Linked DNA regions of Homo sapiens: region 1 is linked to region 2. Evidence: chromatin contacts called from ENCODE Hi-C or POLR2A ChIA-PET data. All regions are on one chromosome and are shown on one strand. Each heading gives the region's core, a stretch centred on a gene start or an enhancer-like site at or near the end of the contact. The rest is flanking DNA. Distances are from core to core; before and after follow the strand shown.

Region 1 (7,684 bases), core at 2,218-4,717, 37 kb after region 2:
GTTAGGAGTTCAAGACCCGTCTGGCCAAGATGGTGAAACCCCATCTGTACTAAAAATACAAAAATTAGCCGGACATGGTGGCAGGTGCCTGTAATCCCAGCTACCCAGGAGGCTGAGGCAGAGAATTACTTGAACCCAGTAGGTGGAGGTTGCAGTGAGCCGAGATTGTGCCACTGCACTCCAGCTTTGGCGACAAAGTGAGACTCTGTCTCAAAAAAAAATATATATATATATTTATATATATATATACACACACACATATATACTTACAATACATAATAATATTAATAACATGATATAAATATTAACAACTTAGTATAATGATAGTAAGGATTTACCATGTCAGGCATCTTTCCAAAAACTCTTAATATATTAAATCATAGAATTCTCACAACAACTTTTTTTTTTTTCAAACGGGGTCTCACTCTGTCACCCAGGCTGGAGTACAGTGGTGCGATCTTGGTTCACTGCAACCACTAACTCCTGAGTTCAAGCGATTCTCCTACCTCAGCCCCCTGAGTAGCTGGGACTACAGGAGTGCACTACCATGCCCAGCTAGTTTTTGTGTTTTAAGTAGAGACAGGGTTTCACCATGTTGGCCAGGCTGGTCTCAAACTCCTGATCTCAAGTGATCTGCCCGCCTCGACCTCCCAACGTGCTGAGATTACAGGCACCTGGCACCGTGCCCAGCTCGTTTTTGCATTTTTAGTAGCGATGGGGTTTCACCATATTGGCCAGGCTGGTCTCGAACTCCTGACCTCAAGTGATCTACCTGCCTTGGCCTCCCAAAGTGCTGGGATTACAGGCATTATCTACTGCACCAGGCCCTCACAACAACATTTTGATAGTACTATTATTAAGCTCATTTCACAGATGAGGAACCTGAGAGAGGTAAGGAGAAGTACAATAATCTGCCTAAGGTCGTCGTGGAGCTACTAATTGGCTAAGCAGCTCCTGGAAGTCTCGCTAGAGAGTGTCACTGTTTAATGGACCGTTGGACATTTCCTAAGCCTTGGGTGTGTTTTACATCATTCACTAGCCATGCACAGCTAGTGAGCTCTTGCAATGCAGCTACTGGGGCTACCACAGTTGTAGCCATAATGCTATGTACTATGGGTGAGGAACTTAATTTTTTTTTTTTAATTTGTATTAGCCAAGCATGGTGATGTGCACCTGTAGTTCCAGCTACTCGGGAGGCTGAGATGGGAAGATCGCTTGAGCCTAGGAGGTGGAGGCTGCAGTGAGCTGTATTTGTGCCATTGCACTCCAGCCCGGGTGACACAATGAGATCCCATCTCAAAACAAAAACCAGGTCATAGGTAGATAAAGAGACAAAAGGTTGCCTTCTTTTGAGTTTCTGATGAGCCTCTCCAAAGGAGCCAATCAGATATGAATGTATCTAAGTGAGCACAGGAGGGACTCTGAATAGAATGAGAGGCAGGTTGGCCCTGAGCAGTTCCCAGCTTGACTTTTCGCTCTAGCTTAATGATTTTGAGAGGTGAAGCCCGCTGGGCTTCTGGGTCAGGTGGGGACTTGGAGAACTTTTCTATTTAGCTAAAGGATTGTAAACGCACCAATCAGCATTCTGTGTCTAGCTAAAGGTTTGTAAATGCACCAATCAGGACTCTGTAAAAACACACCAATCAGCGCTCTGTGTCTAGCTAAAGGTTTGTAAACGCACCAATCAGCCCTCTGTAAAAACATACCTATCCGCGCTCTGTAAAAACGGACCAATCAGCCCTCTGTAAAATGGACCAATCAGCGATCTGTAAAATGGACCAATCAGCAGGAAGTGGTTGGGGCCAAATAAGGTAATAAAAGCTGGCCATCTGAACCAGCAGTGCCAACCTGCTCATGTCCCCTTCCACATTGTGGAAGTTTTGTTCTTTTGTTCTTCATAATAAATCTTCCTGCTGCTCACTCTTTGAGCCCACACTACTTTTATGAGCTGTTAACACTCACTGTGAAGGTCTACAGCTTCACTCCTGAAGTCAGCCAGACCAGGAACCCACTGGAAGGAAGAAACTCCGGACACATCTGAACATCTGAAGGAACGAACTCGGGACACACCATCTTTAAGAACTGTAACACTCACTGCAACGGTCTGCGGTTTCATTCTTGAAGTCAGCAAGACCAAGAACCCACCGGAAGGAACCAATTCCGGACACAATCTGGGGACCCCGAAATTTACTTTCCCTTCACAGTCCCCTCCCTCTTCCTTCTTTCTCCTCCTCACTTCCTTTGTCTCTCTCCCCTTTCTCCTCACTCTTCCCTCATCTGATTCTCTCTCCATCTGTCTCCTTTTTTGTTGTTGTGGTGGTGGTTGTTGAGTTGGAGTCTCACTCTGTTGCCCAGTCTGGAGGCTAATGGCATGACCTTGGCTCACTGCAACGGCTGCCTCCCGAGTTCAAGCAATTCTTCTGCCTCAGCTTCTCAAGTAGCTGCGATTATAGGCACGCACCTGGATAATTTTTGTTTTGTTCTTTTTTTTGATGGAGATGGGGTTTCACTGTTTTCCAAGCTGGTATCGAACTCCTGGGTGCAAGTGATCCTCCCGCCTCCGCCTCCCAAAGTGCTGGGATTACAGGTGTGAGCCACTGCCCCCAGTTCCTTCTCTCTCTTCTGTCTGCCGCTTCTCATCCCTTCCACCCAACCAGGGCGGGAGAGGGAGGGGGATGAAACCAGGACGGGGAGGTGGGAGAGGGATGAAACCAGGGCGGGGAGGTGGGAGAGGGATGAAACCAGGGCGGGGAAGTGGGAGAGGGATTACAAACTCCCTCTATTTACTCTCAAGCTTCTCTGTTTCCACCTCCACTAACCCTGGAACCCTGAGGCGCCCCAGGCCTGCAGTGTATAAATGCCTTCCTGGCAGGCCTTGCTGAGACTTGAGCTCAGCAGTCCTCACCCTCCTTAATCCTAACCAAACAGGATCTGTCACTAGGCTCAGCGTGCAGAGGACGCCTCGGGTCCTTTTCCTCCTGCGAAACCACAGAGGCAGCCCTAGGGGCAAACAATAAAACAGTGTGGAGGGCTGGGGGATGAGGGTGGGAGCATGCCTGGCAGGGAACGTTTCTTTTTTTTTCCTCCTTCAAAAATTGGAGGGGAGGCCTGGCGCGGTGGCTCACGCCTGTAATCCCAGCACTTTGGGAGGCCGAGGCGGGCGGATCATCTGAAGTCAGGAGTTGGAGATCAACCAGACCAATATGGTGAAACCCCATCTATACTAAAAATACAAAAATTAGCCAGGTGTGGTGGTGGGAGGCTGTAGTCCGAGCTACTCAGGAGGCTGAAACAGAAGAATTGCTTGAACCCGAGAGTTAGGTGGCAGTGAGCCGAGATCGTGCCATTGCCCTCCAGCCTGGGTGACAGAGTGAGTCTCAAACAAACAAACAAGCAAAAAAAAAAAAAAAAAACAAGGAAGGGGATCAAAACTGTCAGTTGGGACAAATACAGGCTTTACTATGGTAATTCTCTGGCTTTGAGCCAAGGACTGCACCCTCCCCAGGGGGCAGCGCTGAGAGCTAAGTCACCCAGGATGGTTTAAAATTAAACTCAATTTTCAACATTGTAACTCCTCACAGACAAACACAACTGTGTTTACTAATAGCATTTCTCGGTTTTATCTGACTTTTGAGTTCTGAAGTCGGGAGATGTGGAGGCTGGAAGTATAAACTGAGACGAAGTGGGCAGAACAGCTCCCTCCCGGCTTCCCCATCCCCAGCCAGCCTCTCTGATTTTCTTTTTCTTTCTCTTTTTCTTTTTTTTTTTTGAGATGGAGGCTTGCTCTGTCACCCAGGCTGGAGTGTAGTGGCCCGATCTCAGCTCACTGCGACCTCTGCCTCCCAGACTCAAGTGATTCTTCTGCCTCAGCCTCCCAGGTAGCTGGGATTACGGGCACGCGCCATGATGCCAGGCTATTTTTTTATTTTTATTTATTTATTTTTTAAAGTAGCGATGGCGTTTCACCATGATGGCCAGGCTGGTCTCGAACTACTGACCTCAGGTGGTCCGCCCACCTCGGTCTCCCAAAATGCTGGGATTACAGGCATGAGCTCCTGCACCTGGCCCAGCCTCTCTGGTTTTGATCTAAGTCATGCCCAAAGCTTGGAAGCGGCTTTACACTACCTTTCTTTGCTCAAAAATTTGCCATCCATCTATCTGTCTGTCCATGCAATAAATATCTAGTGATCTAATAGAGGCTGAATTCTGTGCTAAAAGCTAAGGATTATGGTATTATTTATTTATTTATTTATTTATTTATTTATTTTGAGACGGAGTCTCTCTCTGTCACCCAGACCGGAGTGCAATGGCGTGATGTCGGCTCACTGCAACCTCCACCTCCCGGGTTCAAGCAATTCTTCTGCCTCGGCCTCCCGAGTAGCTGGGATTACAGGCGTGCCCCACCATGCCCAACTAATTTTTGTATTTTTAGTACAGATGGGGTTTCACCATGTTGGCCAGGCTGGTCTCGAACTCCTGACCTCGTGATCCACCTGCCTCAGCCTCCCAAAGTGCTGTGATTACAGGTGTGAGCCATCGCGCCCGGCCCTATTATTACTATTACTACTATAACAATAAAAACAGCAATTTATTTATTTATTTATTGCAAGACAGAGTCTTACACTGTTGCCCAGGCTGGAGTGCAGTGGCAGATCACGGCTCACTGCAGCCGCAACCTCCCAGGCTGAAGCTATCTTTCTGCCTCAGCCTCCTGAGTAGCTGAGACCACAGGTGTGTGCCACTATGCCTAGCTAGTTCTTTAATTTTTGTAGAGATGGGGTCTAGCTATGTTGCCAGGGCTAGTTTTGATTTTTTTTTCTTGTAGAGGTAGGGTCTTGCTGCATTGCCCAGGCTGGCCTCGAGCTCCTGGGCTCAAGCGATTCTCTCGCCTCAGGCTCTCAAAGTGCTGGGACTTTGGCTGGGATTACAGGCGTGCACCATCATGCCTGGCTAATTTTTGTATTTTTTGATAGAGACATGATTTCACTGTGTTTTCCCGGCTGGTCTCGAACTCCTGGCCTCAAGTGATCCTCCTGCCTCGGCTTCCCAAAGTGGTGGGATTACAGGCATGAGCCACTATGCCCAGCTCCATCTCTCTCTTCTATCTGCTGCTACTTCTAGAATACGTAGTGGGCGCAGAATAGGGACTATTTAAGTGTTTGCTGGCCAGACATGGTATCCCATGCCTGTAATCCCAGTACTTTGGGAGACACATAGCCCCTATTCTGTACCCACTACGTATTCTAGGAGTTGTTTATTTAGTCCTTCTAGAAACATTTCAAACCTGATGTGGTGGCTCACGCCTGTAACCCCAACACTTTGAGAGGCTGAGGCAGGAGAATCGCTTGAACCCAAGAGTTTGAGGCCAGGCTGAGCAATGTAGCAAGACCCTATCTCTGCAAGAAAAAAAAAATCAAAAAATTAGTCAGGCATAGTGATGCACCTCTATGGTTCCAGCTACTTGGGTGGCTGAGGTGAGAGCATTGCTTGAACCCAGGAGGTTGAGGCTTCAGTGAGCTGAGATCACCTTGCCACTGCATTCCAGCCTGGGTGACACAGCAAGACCCTGCCTCAGAAATAAATAAATAAATAAATAAATAAATAAATAAATAAATAAATAAAAACCCTTCTACATCTCCCATTTTATAGAGGAGGATACAGAGGTTCAGAGAGGCCCCCAAGTCGTATGGCTGAGCTGGGATTTGAACCCACAATGATGGGTGCTCTTCACCACCTTGCAGCTTGCCACTCTCATGAAAAACATACAGTCTGGTGCGGCACACATGATAACTACACAAACAAGGTAATTCAGATATTTAAATGCTCTAAAGATTCTACATCAGGTTATTTCCAGTATTATTTTCCTGGTCATCCCTGGAAGGATGAGAAGGAACCAACCTTCAGAAGAGCTGCAGAGAGAACACCCAGACAGAGTAAAAAGCAAGTGCAAAGGCCCTGTGGTCCAAACCACTTAAAAAGATTTGGAAGCAGCAGAGGTCAGAGTAGCAGGAAGGAAGAGACAAGAGGCAACAGAGCAGGATATGATGATTTCAGGCCACAGGGGGAGTTTGGGTTTCGTTGTTTCTTTTTTGAGATAGGTTCTGGCTCTGTTTCCCGGGCTGGAGTGCAGTGGTGCAGTTTCAGCTCACTGCCTATCTTCACCTCCCGGGTCAAGCCATCCTCCCGCCTCAGCCTCTCAAGTAGCTGGGATTACAGGCATGTGCCATCACGCCTGGCTAATTTTTTTTTTTTTTTTGAGACAGAGTTTTGCTCTTGTTGCCCAGGCTGGAGTGCAACGATGCGATCTCGGCTCACTGCAACCTCCGTCTCTCAGGTTCAAGCGATTCTCCTGCCTCAGCCTCCTGAGTAGCTGGGATTACAGGCATGTGCCACCATGCCCAGCTAATTTTGTATTTTTAGTAGAGACGGGGTTTCTCCTTGTTGGTCAGGCTGGTCTTGAACTCTCGACCTCAGGTGGTCCACCCGCCTCAGCCTCCCAAAGTGCTGGGATTACAGGTGTGAACCACCGTGCCAGGCTTTAATTTTTTTTTTTTTTGGAGATGGAGTTTTGCTCTTGTTGTCCATGCTGGAGTGCAATGGCGTGATCTCGGCTCACTGCAACCTCCGCCTCCCGGGTTCAAGCGATTCTCTTGCCTCCGCTTCCCGAGTAGCTGGGATTACAGGCGCCTGCCACCATGCCTGGCTAATTTTTTGTATTTTTAGTAGAGACGGGGTTTCACCATGTTGGCCAGGCTGGTCTCGAACTCCTGACCTCAGGTGATCCGCCCGCCTCGGCCTCCCAAAGTGCTGGGATTACAGGCATGAGCCACCGTGCCCAGCCGTTAATATTTGTATTGTTTGTAGGGGCATGGTCTTGCTATGTTGCCTAGGCTGGTTTGGGTTTTATCCCCAGTAGGACAGGATTCTAGGAGCACAGCAGGGATGGGGTGGCCATTTTACAAGCACTCCAGGGGTGGGGTTGGTAAAAGCGTCACGTCCCAGCTGTCCTCCCTCTAGGATGTTTATCACCCCTGTCCTGCAAGATCTAATTCTATGATGTCTTTGCTGCCCCTGAATGACAACAACAAGGCAGATTACCCCAACTCTTTCCCCTCTGCTGTATATTTAAGCACCTCCCCTTTGACTTTATATCCTGGACTAGTCTGTGTAAAGACAAAGAAAAACGAGAAACAAGAGGCTTAATTCTTCCTGTATTCTGGTTTCGGGGAAGGGTCAAAATATAACTTCAGTGGATGCCTTGCTCCAAATTGCAAAACTCCCTCCTGTCATGATGAAAGATGTGTTTTTCCCCTGGATAAAGCCAATTAGCTCACACCGTCGTCACAATGACTAGGTGGCTCCAGGATGAACTATGCGTTTGATAAACGGTGCTGTCAAGTTCTGTTACTGGAGAACTAATGATTATTTATCATGAGGCATGAAGGTGACAGGTTTATCTGCTTGGCTATAGAAAAAGGGTGAGATGTAGGCTGGACACGATGGCTCATGTCTGTAATCCCAGCACTTTGGGAGGCCGAGGTGGGCAGATCACAAGGTCAGGAGCTCGAGACCATCCTGGCAACACGTTGAAACCCCGTCTCTACTAAATATACAAAAAATTAGCCGGGTGAGATGGTGGGCGCCTGTAGTCCCAGCTACTCGGGAGGCTGAGGCAGGAGAATGG
Region 2 (7,503 bases), core at 3,876-6,375:
AAACCTGAACATAATTTGTACCTCCTGAATCTAAAATAAAAGTGGAAATTATAAATAAATAAATAAATAAATGTTTTTAAAGTATGTTTTAAAAAATTAGGCCGGGTGCAATGGCTCACGCCTATAATCACAGCACTTTGGGAGGCCAAGGCAAGTGGATTGCTTGAGGCCAGGAGCTCGAGACCAGCCTGGCCATCAGGGTGAAACCTCATCTCTACTAAAAATGCAAAAAAATTAGCCAGGCATGGTGGTGCACGCCTGTAATCCCAGCTACTCAGGAGGCTGAGGCAGAAGAATCACTTGAACCTAGGAGGGGGAGGTTGCAGTGAGCGAGATCCAGCCTGGGCAACAGAGTAAGACTCTCTCTCAAAAAAAATAAAATAAAATAGCCTCTGACTGTTGGTGGTAATGTAAATTAGTTCAGCCCCTATGGAAAACAGTATGAAGATTTCCCAAAGAATGAAACATAGAACTACCATTCAACCCAGCAATCCCACTACTGCTCAAAGGGAAAAAAATCTGCCCAAAGGAAAAGAAATTGTCTTATCTAAAATACACTTGCACCTGTATGTTTATTGCAGTACTATACACAAAAGCAAAGTTGTGGAATAAGTGTCCATCAGTGGATGAATGAATAAAGTAAATGTGGTAAGTATACGCCATGGAATACTATACACCCATAAAAAAGAATGAAATCATGTCCTTTGCAGCAACATGGTGGAGATGGAGGTCATTATCCTAAGTGAAATAACTCAGAAACAGGATGTAAAATACCATGTGTTCTCACTTAAAAGTGGGAGCTAAACAATGAGTATACATGGACACAAAGATGGAAATAATAGGCACTGGGAACTCCAAAAAAAGGGAGGGTAGGAGGAAGAGTGAGGGTTGAAAAATTACCTATTGGCCGGGTGCGGTGGCTCATGCCTGTAATCCCAGTACTTTGGGAGGCCAAGGCAGGTGGATCACCTGAAGTCAGGAGTTCGATACCAGCCTGGCCAACATGGTGAAACCCCATCTCTACTAAAACTACTAAAATTAGCCAGGCATGGTGGCGCATTCCTGTAGTCGCAGAACTCGGGAGACTGACGCAGGAGAATCGCTTGAACCCGGGAGACGGAGGTTGCAGTGAGCCGAGATCACACCATTGCACTCCAGCCTGGGCAACAAGAGCAAAACTCTGTCTCAAAAAAATTTTTTTAAAAATTAAAAAAAAACTTGGATGATGAAATAATTTGTACAACACACCCCCGTGACATGAGTTCACCTTTGTAACAAACCTTCCCATGTACCCTTGAACCTAAAAGTTTTTTAAAAAAGGAACTGGGGGAGAAGTGTACAGATTTCTGGGTGCTCTCTTCTCAAAGGTCTGCCTGCCCCTTGTGGGAAAATGGAGAGGACCACAGCAGAATCAAAGACGAAGCAAGGCAACCTCTGTCTCCTGCTATCCCCAGACTGACCCGGCCTGAGCCAGCTTTGCTTATGTGATAACATCGCTAGGGGCAAAGAAGAGACGTCAGGGCTGGGTGGTGCTGGCCGAGTGAGACAGAGGGCTGAGGGACGCTGCTGAGTAGAGAAAAGGGAGAGAGATAAGTGGCGGAGACAGAGGAGGCAGGGTCAGAGAGCAGGAGGAGAAACCCACAGTTATCACTAAACAGCAAGGTGCAGTGGGGTTTGTTTGTCTGAGCTTTTTTTTTTTTCTTTTTTTGAGACGGAGCCTTGCTCTGTCACCCAGGCTGGAGTGCAGTGGTGTCATCTCGGCTCACTGCAACCTCTGCCTCCTGGGTTCAAGCGATTCTCCTGCCTCAGCCTCCCGAGTAGCTGGGGTTACAGGCACCTGCCACCATGTCCGGCTCACTTTTGTATTTTTGGTAGAGACGGGGTTTCCCCATGTTGGCCAGGCTGGTCTCGAACTCCCGTCCTCAAGTGATCCACCTGCCTCAGCCTCCCAAAGTGTTGGGATTACAGGCGTGAGCCACCGCACCCGGCCAGGGAGTGGATTTCAATGGCACGGGAGAGTCTCCCAGGGCAAACATCATGGAAAAGGTGGAACTAGAGGAAACTCAGAAAAGCTGTTGGCATTTCTTAATAAGATGGGGGTTTCCACGTAGGAGAACAGACCAGCCTGGATTGTCAGGCTTAGAAGTCACAGGGGACACTGGGCATGGTGGCTTATGCCTGTAATCCCAGCACCTTGGGAAGCCGAGCCTAGAGGATTGCTTGAGCCCAAGAGTTTGAGACCAGCCTGGGCAACATAATGAGACTCCATATCTACAAAAAATAAAATACAAAAATTAGCCAGGCATGGTGGTGCTCACCTGTAGTCTCAGCTACTCAGGAGCCTGAGGTGGCAGGATGGCCTGAGCCTGGGAGGTGGAGACTGCAGTGAGCCAAGATCACACCTCTGCACTCCATCCAGCCTGGGTGACAGAGTGAGACCTTGTCTCAAAAAAAAAAAAAAAAAAAAAAAAAGCCAGGCATGGTGGCTCATGCCTGTAATCCCAGCACTTTGGGAGGCCGAGATGGGAGGATTGCTTGAGGCAAGGAGTTCGAGACCAGTCTGGGCAATATAGTGAGACCCCATCTCTCTAAAAAAAAAAAAAAAAAAATCACAAGGGAATGACAGGGGAGCTGGAGGTAGTCTAGGTTCAAATCCCCACAGTAGAAGAAATGAACATGACCCTAAAAGTGTTTACCGAGAACTTAGTGTTTCCCAGGCATCCATCCGCGAAACCAGAAGAAAGGACACTGACATTAAATCACAGCATCCACAAATGACGTGAGTTCAATATTTTCTCTGAGCCACGCCCTTCCCAGAAGTGAATGGCTCTTCATTCTCGAGGTTTCTCTGTGAAGTGGTGCGTTTCATTGACCCATTTTACAGTGGTGGAAACTGAGGCACAAAGAAATTACATAACTCACACAAGATTGCACAGCTGGGCCCTGTATGTTTCCATTTGCAATGTGTTCAAGGACAGGCAAGAGGAATTGAGGGGAAAGAAGCCAAAAGAGTGTTCTGAGGTGGAGCGTGATGTCTCATGCCTGTAATCCCAGCACTTTGGAAGGCTAAGGCGGGCAGATCACGAGGTCAGGAGTTCGACACCAGCCTGGCCAACATAGTGAAACCCCATCCCTACTAAAAATACAAAAAAAAAAAAAATTAGCTGGGCATGATGGCGTGCACCTGTAATCCCAGCTACTCAGGAGGCTGAGGCAGGAGAATTGCTCGAACCCGGGAGGCGGAGGCTGCAGTGAGCCAAGATTGCACCATTGCACTCCAGCCTGGGAAACAGTGCAAGACTCCACCTCAAAAAAAAAAAAAAAAAAAAAAAAGGGTGTTCTGAGGATGGGGGCACTGTCTGTCTGGAAAAGGGGTTTGAAGGAGCTTTCTACAGCAGTGGTTTTCTTTTCTTTTTTTTTTTTGCGACGGAGTCTCACTCTGTCGCTCAGGCTGGAGGCAGTGGCGTGATCGCAGCTCACTGCAAGCTCTGCCTCCCGGGTTCAAGTGATTCTCCTGCCTCAGCCTCCCCAGTAGCTGGGACTACTGGCGCCTGCCACCACACCTGGCTAATTTTTTGTATTTTTAGTAGAGACAGGGTTTCACCGTGTTAGCCAGGATGGTCTTGATGTCCTGACCTCGTGATCTGCCCGCCTCGGCCTCCCAAAGTCCTGGGATTACAGGCGTAAGCCACCGCACCCGGCCAGCAGTGGTTTTCAAGTGAGGGCAATTGTGCCTCCCAGCTGCCATTTGGCAACGTCTAAAGATGTTGTTTTAACTGAGAGAGAAGGGGTGCTACTGGTGTCTAATAGGTGGAGGCCAGAGATGCTGCTAAACATCCTACAACACACAGGACAGCCCCTTACAACAAAGTATTACCCAGCTTCTAATGTCAAAAGCGCCAAGGCTGAGAAATCCTGTTCTAGAAAAAATGGGCCGCAGGTGGCTTATGTCTGTAATCCCAGGACTTTGGGAGGCTGAGGCAAGAGGATCACTTGAGCTCAGGAGTTCGAGACCAGCCTGGGCAACATAGTGAGATGGCCCCACTAAAAATAATAAAAAAAAAAATTAGCCAGGAGTGGTGGTGCACATCTGTCGTGCCAGCTACCCTGGAGGCTGAGACATGAGGACTGCTTGAGCCCAGGAGGTTGAGGCTGAAGTAAGCCATGACTGCCTCGCTGTACTCCAGCCTGGGTGCTAGTATGAGACTCCGTTTCAAAAAATAAAATTAAAATTAAAAAAAATAATAGAGGAAGGGAACATTTTACATCGTGGTGTGCAATGGTTACACATATGTAAAAATTCATTGACACGCACTTAAGATTCAGGCATTTTGTGCACACTTTACTTGTGTCTGTTACATTGCAACAAAAAGTTGTTTTTTTTTTTTTTTTGAGACGAAGTCTTGCTCTGTCACCCAGGCTGGAGTGCAGTGGGCCAATCTCGGCTCACTGCAACCTCTGCCTCCCAGGTTTAAGTGATTCTCCTGTCTCAACCTCCTGAGTAGCTGGGATTACAAGCGTGCGCCACTATGCCTGGCTAGTGTGTGTGTGTGTGTGTGTGTGTGTGTGTGTGTGTGTGTGTTTAGTAGAGATGGGGTTTCACCACGTTGGCCAGGCTGGTCTTGAACTCCTGACCTTAAGTGATCCACCCGACTCAGCCTCCCAGAGTGCTGGGATTACAGGCGTGAGCCACAGTGCTCGACCCCTTCTAAGTAATGACTCGGCCCACTGCCTCACCTCTGTTCATGCCCTCATCCTCTCTCTCTGCCTGCCTTCCCGAAATAGCTTCTTTACTCATATTCATCTTCTACCACCAGCTCCACCCTCCTCCAGTTCCCCTCCGCCCGCCCAGCCAACAGAGTGACCTTTCAAAAATGCAACACCGGCCATGCCCCGCCCCGGTCCGAATTCTTCAGTGCCTTCTCACCGCCCTCGGGACCAAGTCCAAACGCTGCAGCCTGGCGTTGAAGGCCCACCTTGAGCCGGGACCCGGCCTGCATTGGACTAACGTATGACTTCGCTTCTCACCCCGAAGCCTTTGCCTCGGCCGTTCCCTGTGCCGGAATTACCCTCCTTCCCTTTACCTGATTCTGTGTCCCCTAATTCTCTCCAGGCCTCCCCTACCTCCCTCCCCAGACAGAAAGCAGAGCTCCCCGCCCTGTTCCCAAAGCACCTTGTAACTTCCTTGTAAAATCGTTTGACCACAGGATCGCGTATCTGTGTTTTCATCTCTTATAACTCTCTCTAGTGTGTGAATATGAAGAGGGTACCTGACTATGATAGGTGTGTCACACAGACAAAAAAAAAAAAGTTTGTTGAATGATTTATTCATATATTGACCATTCACCAGGGACCAAGCGCTGGGGATAAAGAGAAGGAACAAGGCCGGGCGCAGTGGCTCACGCCTGTAATCCCAACACTTTGGACGGCCAAGGGGAGCAGATCACCTGAGGTCAGCAGATCGAGACCAGCCTGGCCAGCATGGTGAAACCCCGTCTCTACTAAAGACACAAAAAATTAGCCGGGCGTGGTGGCGCATGCCTGTAATCCCAGCTACTTGGGAGGCTGAGGCAGGAGAATCACTTGAACCTGGAAGGCAGAGGTTGCAGTGAGCCGAGATCGGCCCACTGCACTCCAGACTGGGTGACAGAGCAAGGATCTCAAAAAAAAAAAAAAGAGAAGAGAAGAACAAGGCCGGGTGTGGCGGCTCATGCTTGTAATCCCAACCCTTTGGGAGGTTGAGACTGGAGGATTGCTTGAGCCTGGGAGGAGTTCAAGACCAGCGTGGGCAACATAGTGAGACCCCGTTTCTACAAAAAAAAATTTTTTTTTTAATTAGGTGGGCCGGGCATAGCAGCATGGAGCCCGGCCGCCGCAGCACCTCTGCTCCGCGATCCGTGGGCATCCTCTTCACTGTGTCCATTGGATGTTTGCCTCCCAGACTGAGGGGGAGCTCAGAATGACCCAAATTCTCAAAACAAGTTTCCTCACCGGGCGCGGTGGCTCACGCCTGTAATTCCAGCACTTTGGGAGGCGAAGTCGGGTGAATCACGAGGTCAGGAGTTCAAGACCAGCCTGGCCAACATGGTGAAACCCCGTCTTTACTAAAAATACAAAAATTAGCCAGGCATGGTGGCGGGCACCTGTAATCCCAGCTACTCGGGAGGGTGAGACAGAATCGCTTGAGCTTGGGAGGCAGAGGTTGCAGTGAGCCGAGATGGTGCCACTGCACTCCAGCCTGGGTGACAGAGTGAGACAACGTCAAAAAAAAAAAAAAAAAGGAAAAAAAGAAAAAAGAAAAGTTTCCTCGAGCTACAGCTATCAAAGTCACTGACATTTCAAGAGGTTGTGGGGTCATGTATGAAATTAAAATTGAATCAGAAGAAGTTAAGGAGGAGAGAACTATTCAGCAGCACCAAATAGTGAATCAGTCACTACAAGAAGAAATCAAAGTGATGCATGGATTGCGGATATTTACCTCTGTCCCCAAACGCTCAGCACACCCTGGCTGCATAGATGCTGCTGCTTAAGACCTTGGATGAACTTGACTGACACCATTCTTCCCTAGGCATTTACCAAAAAATTTGTATATTTTGCTCGTATACATTTCCATATTATAATTATAGAAGATGTGTAATCTATTTAGATGTTAATTAAAGGAAACAACGAAAAAAAAATTAGCCAGGTTTTGTGGTGTGTGCCTGTAGTCCCAGCTACTCGGAAGGCTGAGGTGGGAGGATTGCTTGAGTCCAGGAAATGAAGGTTGCAGTGATCCGAGATCGCACCACTGCACGCCAGCCTGGGCAACAGAGCAAGACCTTGTCTCAAAGGAAAAAAAGAGAAAAGGAGAGAGAGAGAGAGGAGAACAAGATTCAGGAGGCTGATGCTAGAGGATCTCTTTGAGGCCAGGAGTTCAAGACCAGACTGGGTAGCATCGTGAGACCCCATCTCTAAACAAATAAAAAACTTAGCCAGGTGTGGTGGCACCAGCCTGAAGTCCTAGCTATTTGGGAGGCTGAGACAGGAGAATTATTTGAGCCCAGGAGTTCAAGACCAGCCTGGGCAACATAGTGAGATCCTGTCTCTACAAAATAAAAAAATAAAAAATTTAGACAGGCACAGTGTTACCTGTAGTCCCAGCTACTTGAGAGGCTGAGAAAGGAGGATCGCTTGTGCCCAGGAGTTGGAAGCTGCAGTGAGCTATGATCACACCACTGCACTCCAGCCTGGGTGACAGGGCGAGACCCCATCTCTTAAAACAAAACAAACAAAAAAAGAGAGATGAACAAAGCAGATGCCTTGTATTTTCTGTACCCCTTTGTTTTGTTTTCATTTTTGTTTTGAGATGGAGTCTCGCTCCGTCACCCAGGCTGGAGTGCAGTGGTGCGATTGCAGCTCACTGCAACCTCCAGCTCCTGGGTTCAAGCTATTCTCCTGCCTCAGCCTCACTCCACTTCCCAGGTATGACAACCAGAATGTCTCCAGATATTGCCAACTGTCCCC

The links. A loop is a pair of places that touch in the nucleus more often than their neighbours do. ChIA-PET counts read pairs that join two places held with the same protein, here RNA polymerase II (POLR2A). Pooled maps may share reads with other maps.
Region 1: a loop to region 2 is called in a map of PC-9, with 7 times the contacts of the local background. The contact joins two enhancer-like sites. A Hi-C loop is called at or near these places in 2 of 168 maps with a recorded cell type or tissue (CD8-positive, alpha-beta T cell and PC-9) and 2 of 50 pooled maps. POLR2A ChIA-PET finds 5 or more read pairs at or near these places in 8 of 52 experiments (A549, A673, HEK293 and 5 more).

The regions. Positions count from the first base shown.
Region 1 is chr19:9,052,103-9,059,786 of GRCh38, forward strand. All of the region lies in intron 1 of MUC16 (mucin 16, cell surface associated), which reads right to left. Among named protein-coding and RNA genes, the nearest start is that of MUC16, 9.8 kb to the right of the region's middle. RefSeq lists an enhancer at 2,463-3,142. Within about 2 kb of position 3,468, at least 4 of the 41 ENCODE cell types and tissues checked have a DNase peak (open chromatin) inside an H3K27ac peak, as active enhancers do; they include PC-3 and PC-9, where a contact is called at or near this core.
Region 2 is chr19:9,013,491-9,020,993 of GRCh38, forward strand. All of the region lies in intron 2 of MUC16 (mucin 16, cell surface associated), which reads right to left. It also overlaps the pseudogene BOLA3P2. Among named protein-coding and RNA genes, the nearest start is that of MUC16, 49 kb to the right of the region's middle. Within about 2 kb of position 5,126, at least 3 of the 41 ENCODE cell types and tissues checked have a DNase peak (open chromatin) inside an H3K27ac peak, as active enhancers do; they include PC-3 and PC-9, where a contact is called at or near this core.